2 separate regions of the Mus musculus genome follow, and region 2 is linked to region 1. Evidence: chromatin contacts called from ENCODE Hi-C data. All regions are on one chromosome and are shown on one strand. The core of a region is the stretch at or near the end of the contact, and the rest is flanking DNA. Distances in the headings are between cores, read along the strand shown. Region 1 overlaps Gm4681 (a long non-coding RNA gene). Region 2 overlaps Mbnl2 (muscleblind like splicing factor 2).

What was found. Hi-C counts contacts between places; a loop is a spot of excess contacts on that map.
Region 2: a map of T-helper 17 cell shows a loop between it and region 1 (3-fold over the local background). The contact joins two enhancer-like sites. A Hi-C loop is called at or near these places in 2 of 37 maps with a recorded cell type or tissue (T-helper 1 cell and T-helper 17 cell).

What each region holds. Positions count from the first base shown.
Region 1 is chr14:120,136,203-120,141,150 of GRCm38, reverse strand. All of the region lies in intron 1 of Gm4681 (a long non-coding RNA gene), which reads left to right. Among named protein-coding and RNA genes, the nearest start is that of Gm4681, 3.4 kb to the left of the region's middle. Within about 2 kb of position 3,095, at least 3 of the 3 ENCODE cell types and tissues checked have a DNase peak (open chromatin) inside an H3K27ac peak, as active enhancers do.
Region 2 is chr14:120,431,388-120,436,466 of GRCm38, reverse strand. It overlaps Mbnl2 (muscleblind like splicing factor 2), which reads right to left. Exons shown (of 8, transcript NM_207515.2): 8 at 4,769-5,079. Among named protein-coding and RNA genes, the nearest start is that of Rap2a, 45 kb to the left of the region's middle. Within about 2 kb of position 2,202, at least 2 of the 3 ENCODE cell types and tissues checked have a DNase peak (open chromatin) inside an H3K27ac peak, as active enhancers do.

The DNA.
Region 1 (4,948 bases), core at 1,846-4,345:
GTTTAAAAAAATATATTAGAGACAACAAATGGGAATAGAGTAGAGGGATTAACTAAGCGAGGGGCGCATCTTTCAGAGCTGTTCTGAACATCAGCACAAGGACCGTGGGAGCAGAGCGGGGTCCCTGTTTTGGGGTAAGGAAACTGAAGTTTATTTGGTGAGTATTGCCACTAGAGCTGGCCAGTGCAGGCAAGGCTGGGCTAACAGTTAGGCAGCTTGATTCCAAATGGAATTCTTTTTATGGCATCTCATAAAGAAACAAAATGTCACCTGGAAATTGGAGGGGAAAAGGAAGAAATGAACCAGTGTTGACTGCCAGGAAGGTGACAAAGTTGACCACCTGTTCCTCAGGTAGAAACTCAGAAAAGGGGGGGGAGGAAGGTATATATGTATAAAACCAGGATAAAGTTCAATTGCTCTCTATAGAATTCATTCATTCATTCACTCATTCATTTGGAACAAACAACAGATGACAAACAGAGCAGCCAGGATGGAGTCCAGTCAGTGTCTCACATGCTGGAGGTGCCTGGTTTTGAAATTTGGAGGAATTCCTGAGTAGTGGGAAAACCAGATATGGGAAGCGGAGGACCGATGCCAGGCCCTGACATGGATAGAAGTTGAGTCGGAAAACACATTTCCCAAGATAGATAGATGAGTATGTCAATTCAACCAAGACCATGTGAAGCCAAGATGGCTAATGGCTGTCTTCCCCACTCCTCACTGGCTGTTGCTGCGGCTTTCCCTGGCTGTTCCGCTATCCGAGTCGTCTACCCCAAAGGACAGAGTGATCCATGGCACAAAGGCTGCTCAAACTTGCTGAACTTTCCTTGCTGTTCAGTAGCAGGCCAATGTCACGTTGTGAAAACATACTGTCAGGCAGACTTGACACAATGGGTTACTGTCTATCATGCACTTTCCATAATTAATACCACTTAAGAAATGGCACTCAGGGCAGACTCCAAGGTTAGACTGTTCTCAAGGATCTGAGATCTCACCTACTTGAGACTCTGCAGGGGAGACAGAGGGAGATGAAAATGGAGGCGACAAGGCCAGCTGGCTGAGTTTGCAGCTCCTCGGTGATCCTGTGACTTCAACCCACCACGCTACAGAGAGCCTGCTGGGTCCACCGGACATCCCGTGCTGATCTCTCTGATGTCCTGCGTAGGGAGGATTCCTAGCCAGCACAGGGCCTCAGGCTGCCTGGAGCTGGCGCCTGCCTCCCAGGGGAGGCCACTCCTGCCTTCCTGGTTAATAACATGGTGTTGAAAAGACAAGTGCCGCTTCGAGGTCCAGTGGTCACATTCATGTTGTGATCTTCTTTGGGGCTGTCTCATTGTTTCCACTCACGGCTAATTGTGCCCATGTGACGAGAAGCCGTAGACAGGCTGCGGTTCCGGCGCTAGGCTTGACTGGGCTCCCTCGGCCTGACTGTGCTGGTTCCGCTTGACTCAAAGGGCTTGCCTCGAAGGGTCTGAAACTCACAACTCTAGCATTGCTGCGAAAGAACCAATATTTTTAAGGGTCTGGTAGGGGAACGTCTGCCCTTCGTTGTCTGGGTGCTAGTGTGAATTTTGCCCTCTCCTCCTTTTGTCTATCGCATCTGTCCTCGCACTGTGCTCTAACACCACGGAGTCTCTCCGGACCTTCGGACCACTGTGATGATCCCTCTGATAGTAGCTTCTTCTGACTGTGATGACGCTTACCACGGGGCAAACCACATCACCCTGCACCTTTGCCACTGTTTGTATCCGTGAATGAGTTGTACAAGATACCCACACAAACACCCACACTCACACTCACCCCTCCACACACACACACATACGGCCATGCGGCGAGGGAGGGGATCACAACCCAGTGGGTTTTAAAAACCACATCCCTATCTTACAAGTAATAAGAATCAGAGGGAAGAAGTTTTTAGGTGAGACATCCCAGTTTGAACTTGCTGGTAACTAGTATGAAGCCAGTAGGTTTGAGATAAACCCCACCCCCCCAACCCACAATTCCCTTTTCTTCTGGGGAACTGGAGAATCTCCTCTTTTTTCAGGGGTCATATATACTGAAGCTATTCCTGCCCTTCCGAACAAGGTCAAACAAATACACTCAAGATTTTTCAGATATTGGCCCTCCAATTTTTAAAAAAAGATCCATTTATTCATTATATGTAAGTACACTGTACCTGTCTTCAGACACACCAGAAGAGGGCATCAGATCTCATTACAGATGGTTGTGAGCTACCATGTGGTTGCTGGGATTTGAACTTAGGACCTCTGGAAGGGCAGTTAGTGCTTTTAACTGCTTAGCCATCTTTCCAGCCCAGGCCTTCCAAAATTTGAAGGCAAACTAGGAGCCCCCCCCCCCCAGGCTGTTCCCCAGACTTCCAAGCACACAGAAACCGTCTGGGGAGCTGAGGAACGTCAGGCTGTGATCCAGCAGTTCTGGGGTGAAGATCATAGACCCCCCACCCGTGCCTGGGTCAACTGCTCAAAGGAAAAACTGAATTATATGTTGTCTTTCAGTTCAAGAAATCTTCCAATATCATTTTAGTTCCTATCCTCAAGCATTTATAAAAGCGCTGGACCTACATCGGGCTTTTATTACATCATGTCCAATACGTCTGGACAGAAGACTGTTAAAAACAGAAGGAAAACAAAACAAAACAAAACAACCTCCCAAAACCAACCCATACATCCTTTCCTTATTCGCTCCAGCCCCAGTCTCAGCCCTGTTTTGAAATAGTTACATCTTTCAGTTACTTATAGCACGGTTATCATCTGGAAATTGGAGCAAAGATGATGAAGGGATGCTATAACGAAATACAAGGTGTCTGGTGCGCATTGATATGACTAGGAACGTAATTAATGCCTCTTTAAAACTGAACAAAAGCAGAGCAAGAAAGTAAAAAAACAAAAAAAACCCCAAAAACCAAAGCGATTACGCATCAGCTGCCGAAACACTGTGTCCTAGCTTAAACGAGGCTGGAAAAATGCTTCCACAAATGAGAATGGGATGCTTGAGGACTCCAGCCTTTCCCGGAGGGGTTGTAATGGCTCCAGTCTCCCAGACGGGCTGCGCAGCGGCGCCGACGAGCTCTGCTGCCCCCTGCTGGACGGAATGCCGGACTCGCGCCAGCCTGTCTGCGAGGCCAGCGCTGGCTCCCTCGGGGCCCAGCGCTCATCCTGCAGGTTATGCAACACCAGGCTGCTACCAGCTCGCTTCAGGAAAGGAAACCATTGACTTCCTGGAGCTCCAACTGAGCCAGTGTTAAGAGGAAGGCGGAGACTAGAAAAGGACACGTACACGTCCAGTCTTGGAGGCGCTGGGAAAGTCTGTGTACAACCCTAAAAAGTAGGAGGAGCCTTCCTGTTTTCCGGTTAAGAGATGCAAGGCTTGGAGTGTGTGTATGGAGGGGGAGTGGACTAACTGAGAGGAAGTGGTGTGGAGATGGGCAGCTGGCTATGGTCTTCCAGTGGCGCCACACCTCCTCAAGCCCAGCTATCGACGTGGTGGGTGGCAATGCCTGGTTTCCAGAGTGCAGCCCCAGCTTCCAGCTCCTTCAAGATCATAGATCTTTTAGCTGTATTCTGCTTTGACCTTCAAGGTTTTAAACTCTGACTTGTTGAAACGTACCCCATGTGTTGGTCTTTCCTAACTAGACACAGTGAAGGCTCTAGAGATTGACATTTTAAGATGGAGCAGGGTTATCCCCTCCTCTTAGGGCCCAGAAACAATAGTCCAGATCACCAGAGAAATTTTTCTTCAATTTGGACCAACCCTTTAGAGTTGTACTTTTTGGATGCCTCCTGGTGTGAAGTGAGGGAGACAGTTCACTCTTGTCCAATCTGGATGTGGATTAATGGTATTTTCCAGCCCATAAAAGTATTTAAAAATTTTTATTTCACACTGGGTTATGAAGCATCGCTGTCATTCTGACAGTTCAACTGGAACTTTCACAATTAAACCTGATAAGAACTGAAAGTCACCGTAGAGATTCCAAGGCACCGTCCTCTTATTTTATAGATGATGTTCTGGGCTTTTCAACCAAATAAGAATAGATCTCTGGAGACAGCAAGATGACCACCACGTGTCTGTTCTCAGTCTTTGGATGGTACCTTTCACATCCTGGCAGGAAAAAAGCTGAGTCAGCGCCGCAGAGTCGGAGCCTGATTATCACATTCAGTAGCTACTGCCAAGCATACATTAGCACCTCTTCCAGAACTCTCCTCGGTCTGCACAGAGTACCCAGAGACTCTGCTCATGAGAACACAATACCGCACAGGAGCCAAGGAAGCCCAAAGTTGTCCACCCTGACCTGGTGATGAATGTCATCAGACCTCCTTTGTCAGTCATAGCCAACGTGTAGACCGAGACCATATCTTGCAGAGTTTCTGGATGCACAGCCCTTGCCAGTCATAAATGAATGAAAGTATGGTAAGCTATGATGGAGCTCTGCCAGTCTGCAGTGCTGTTAGGACAAGAACTCACAGGATTTCAGGGAAGAACTGTGGGGAGGGGACACTGAAGCCTTAGATGCTGTCATCTCAGCAGGGAGAAACCTCTTCCTCCTACACCCTTCAAAGAAAACAAAAAGAAACAAAATAATAAAACTAATAACAAAATAACAAAAGCATTACCCTCACTTTTCTGGTCTCCCCTGCCACTTTTCTTAGGATACAGTTTCAATAGAAGATATTCTAAACAAGTTCACGTGTTTGAATGCTTCTTGGCTTGAAGTTCGGTGCTCTTTGGGTGATTATGAAACTGTGGTTGGTTGAAGAAAAGGGGTCGTGGGGAGTCAGGTCCTTTGGGTCATAGCTCAGTCCTACTTCTGACCCCAGTCTCTCTGTGTGCCATCTGTTAAGATGTAAGCAAGCATCCCCTATACTCCTGCTGTTCTGGTTCACCTACACGATGACCCACACTCTCACACCAGGAGCTAAAATTATTTTCT
Region 2 (5,079 bases), core at 953-3,452, 300 kb before region 1:
ATGAATATTCTACATTCAAAACAACTTGTCCATGTCCTTGATAAGGGTCAAACTGTGTTCTCCCAGAATGCATCTTGAAATCTTTACTCCTGGGACTACATCTATACTAGAAGATAGCCTTGCAAGCGTGACCAAATTAACATGAGGTCCTCTGTGTGGTTCTTCATTCGCTGTGATTGGTGTCCTTATAAGGTAACCTGAATCTACGGAGAAGGAGAACGCCATACAGTATCAGAGGCAGAGGTTGGAACAGTGTGGCTACAAAGGATGGGCAGCCTCTATTGGAAACTGAACTGCCCAGAGGATTTTACCCAGAGCTTCTGGGTGGCAGAGACTGGGATTTGGCTTATGCCCCTGTCCCCTGAACTGGTAAGACATGCTTAGTCTGGGCTTACTGAATATTTGTTGAATTGAAATAATTGGAGGACTCCACATAAAGAATGAGGCTCATTATTGTCATTATAAATCTATAATTTGCCCGTCGGCTTCTGGCATTAATTGTCATTGAGGAAATAGAAGACGCATGACTGTCAATGACTGTTTGGATAGAACAAGGAGATAGACAATCAATGTGGAACCCAATCACTTATTTGAATACTATCGTAGGGCTGGCCAGTTTCCCATGTCAAGGCCTGTTCCACAGGGTCAGTGCATAACCTCGCATTTAGATCTTGTTATGTCTTCAGCGAAATAGGCTGAATTGTGAGGTTCAAATTAAGGATAAAGAAAACTGATGCTCAGAACTTGTTCGCACGAAGACTTGAGAGTTAAACTTGGGTAGAAGTTCAGCTCTTCGCCACTAAACTCGTGTGACATGCAGACGCTGATCTTTCCTTTCTGTGATTCAAAAAGCTTATCGTTACAGATGATTAATGTTTGGATCGTATTTCATATAAATATGTCAGAGTCCTAGATATGCATTTATTATGCGCTTTGTTTGGTACATCTCCATAAACCTAATCAATTTATCTGGACACAGCTAGTGCTCTGTCCGTCCTAGCGTTCTTTAAACTGTCAAGTTACTTTGGATACATTTTCTACCTTTGTAAGTAGAAATATGCATTTCATATTTCAATGCATGCACAGGTTTCCATCTCTCAATTTGAGGGCTCAGTGGAGGTCAGAGAAGGGGAAGCCTTGGCAAACACAGCACTTGACTTGTGTGCTTAGAAGAGTTTTCTAGCAGAAGAGAAGGACTGACCCCATTTCTATTGTTTTGGTATGCAGCAAGAACCAATCTGACTGCTTTCTGCTTACATAAGCCAAAGGCCTGGACAGATCCACAGTAGAGTCAGGACATAAAAGCAAACAAGAGTGATATCCAACTTTTTTCACCCTCTCTGGACAGAATTGGATTTTAGTGGAATGCCTTCCATGTGTTACCTTTTGTGACCTTTATACAGAAATTTATTCTCTCTGGCTGTTTTCCTTGGGCTTTCAAATTACATCTCTCAGGGACTATATATGAGTCTGGCTACTCATGACTTCATGAAACATCATTATTGGGCTAAACTCAATGAATTTCATTCTGCTTTATTTTAGCAGAACCATATGGAACTTGACAAAAGCTAAACAAAGCTGGGATACCCCGGAGAGAAGGCACTTCTGGTCCTAATAAAGAATTAAGCTCTGTCCTGAATCTCTAATAGTACTTTGTAGTTATAACTACAAAGTATTTCTTACAGTGTATAATTATGACAGGGAAGAATACCCATTTATTTGAAGTAAAAAAAAATTTTAAATGAACATTTTGCTTTAAAGCTACATAAATTCTGTACTTAGAATATGAAAGTGTAGCTTAAAGAATACCACAGAGCAAGTTCATTCCAACATGGGCCGGGGAGTTAGGATGAGCCAAAACTTGAAGTTCCAGTCGATAAAAGGGTTGCCTAATTTTTATGAGGTTTTGCTTTTCCTCCACTGGTGAGTCTAAGGGATCCTCTGTAAAGCTAGAAAAGGCGTAGAATGTATGTGAACCAAACCAGCCACTATTCTACCGAACTTCATGAGAACAGATCAGTGTGAGGAGTATCTGAAATGACCTTACTAAAAATCAAGCCAACCAGCACATGTGAACGTCACATGGAATGCCCCAGGAAGACACCTCCAGATGGCAGGCAGTTATTAAGGGAACTGAAACAAAAGAGGAAATTGGAGTGTGCGCTGGCCGGGTAGGCATGTAAGATGTGCCAGGCATAGGTGCTGGGTGCAGCTGGGGATCTCCTTACCTGGAAGGACAGACGTGGGAAAGCACAGGTGACCTAGAGTCCCAGTGTACAGAACACTGTGCGTTTGCTGTGCTCTGAGTCAAGAATCTCTGCAGCAGCTGGAATCGCTTGTCGGTTATTGGCAACTCTCTTCATTGCTGCAGGGCAGACTTGATGGAAATTTACACAGACTATTTAACATGGAGTTTGGAGCTGGGACCTCCAGCCCTGCCACTCACCTCCCCTGCCTCCTCCACCGAGGAACAGAGGGAAGCCATTATCAATTCATTCTTTGTGAGTCATGTTTATTCACAATGACTCAGTAATTTTCATGGAGAGGAAAGGAAGGCTTCAACAGCAGTAGTTACTCCATTTCCCAGACACTTGGGAACTTGAAGTGGGGAGATTATTCTCTAGGGAGTTGGGATATTATTTCAGTTTGCATGTGGGATATTATTTCAGTTTGCATGGCTGCCCCTAATTCTATTGTGTTGCAAAAAACCCCACCCTTTGATTAAAGGACAAAGAATGTGTTACTGCGTCTGAAATACAATTTTTAGATGACATCGTCTAAAAACTGAAATAATATATTTGACAGAGAACTATATAAGACAACTGATATTTTATACCTAAGCAATTTTATGCTAAAGATGTATAAAGTAGGTTGCTTTCATAGCCTCTTGGGTTTTTACTAGCTAGTTTTGTGTCAACTTGACACAGCTGGAGTTATCACAGAGAAAGGAGCTTCAGTTGAGGAAATGCCTCCATGAGATACAACTGTAAGGCATTTTCTCAATTAGGGATCAAGGGGGAAAGGCCCCTTGTGGGTGGGACCATCTCTGGGCTGGTGGTCTTGGTTCTATAAGAGAGCAGGCTGAGCAAGCCAGTAAGGAACATCCCTCCATGGCCTCTGCATCAGCTCCTGCTTCCTGACCTGCTTGAGTTCCAGTCCTGACTTCCTTGGTGATGAACAGCAATGTGGAAGTGTAAGCCAAATAAACCCTTTCCTCCCCAACTTGCTTCTTGGTCATGATGTTTGTGCAGGAATAGAAACCCTAACTAAGACAACAAAGAACTATATAAGACAACTGATATTTTATACCTAAGCAATTTTATGCTAAAGATGTATAAAGTAGGTTGCTTTCATATCCTCTTGGGTTTGAGAAGCAAGTTTTATTTTTTAACCTTAATTTTTATTATTTATATGTATGGGTGATCTACCTGCATGTATTTTCTGTGCACCATAGGCATGCAATGCCTGTGGTGGCCAGAAGAGGGTATTAGATTCCCTGAAACTGCATTTACAGAATTGAGAGCTGCCATGTAGGTCCTGAGCCACCATATAGGTCCTGGGAATTGAACCCTGGTCCTCTTGAAGAACAGCCAGCTCTCTTAATTGCTGAGCTGACTCTCTAGCACAAAATGTGGTCTTAAGAGCACACTCTAGCTAGAATGCAGCTTGTGGACACAAGAGTCACAAATTCCCTTCCAACCTGCTCTGTTCTTAGTCTATACAGCCAGGTCTTTTGCATACGACAGATTCACTGTTCTGTCCCCCTCAACTACACATCACATTAACCATTTAAGCTCCTTCTAGAAGTCTGCTTCACAGGCTGATGGCCCCTCCCCCTCTCGCCCTCCCCCCTCTTCTCTCTCTTTCTTTTATGGAGCTCACATTCTTGACCCTGGTCCCCATTTGCTCACTGACGCACGTTTCCTCAGGATTATAGTCAGAATCACAGCATAAGGACTTGGATGGCGTTGTTGCTAATTTTAAAGGATGCCGAAAGCATTTACCAAGTGATCACTTTAAATTATTTTTCTTGTTGTTTAAAGCCAAAATCTAGGGCTGTAAAGATGTCTCAGTGGATGCATGTGCAATATCCAGGGCCTATAGGCAAGGACAGAATCAACTTCCTCAAGCTGTCCTTCTACCTCCAAATGTGTGTACATAGTGGCATGTGCCACCCCCAAACAAAAGTGTAAAAGAAAAAGCCAAACCCAAGGCTAAATCAAACCAGTCAGTCAATCTGTCTGTCTACCTACCTATCAATCTATTTACCCACTTATCTATCTACCCACTCTATCTATCTATCTATCTATCTATCTATCTATCTATCTATCATCTAACTACCTACCTAACAATCCATCCATCTATCATCTATCTGCTTATCTATCATCTATTTATCAATCATCTATCAATCATCTATTATCTAGCTATCTACCTATCGTCTACCTACCTACCTATTAATCCATCCATCATCTATCTATAATCTATCTACTTATCTATCTATCTATCTATCTATCTACCTACCTACCTACCTACCTACCTACCTATTATCTATCAACCTATTATCTATCTTTTTCATCATCATCATCATTGTATCTATCTATCTATCTATCTATCTATCTATCATCTATCTATCTATCTTTGCCTCTCTCTGTCCTACTTGAGGGCTGAAGTTTGTCCTTTGGTGTCACCAAGTGGTATCTATACCAAGGTAAAAACATTTCTGTCCAATAAATCATCTGTCTAAACAAGAAGGAAGACCGCAACACAATCCTTTTAAATGCTTCTTTTATTTCATTGGTTGTACATTGGGTGAGTGAACTGAATATTACAACCAAAACATATAATTGATACAAATTAGAGTCCTGTTTACACTGTAAGATAACGAATGAGGGAATTCTTTAAGAAGTGTTACAGAAAGATTTAGTAGAAATGTGACCAGTGGTGTATGGCTGAAAGAATAGTTCTGTGAAGTGCTGTTATAGCCTGAAAACCAAGAGTGAAATGAAGTCCTGTGCAAGTGGAGTTAGTTCCCTAACTACCGGAGCTGTTGAACTGAGATCTTCCTGTCTTGGATATTGG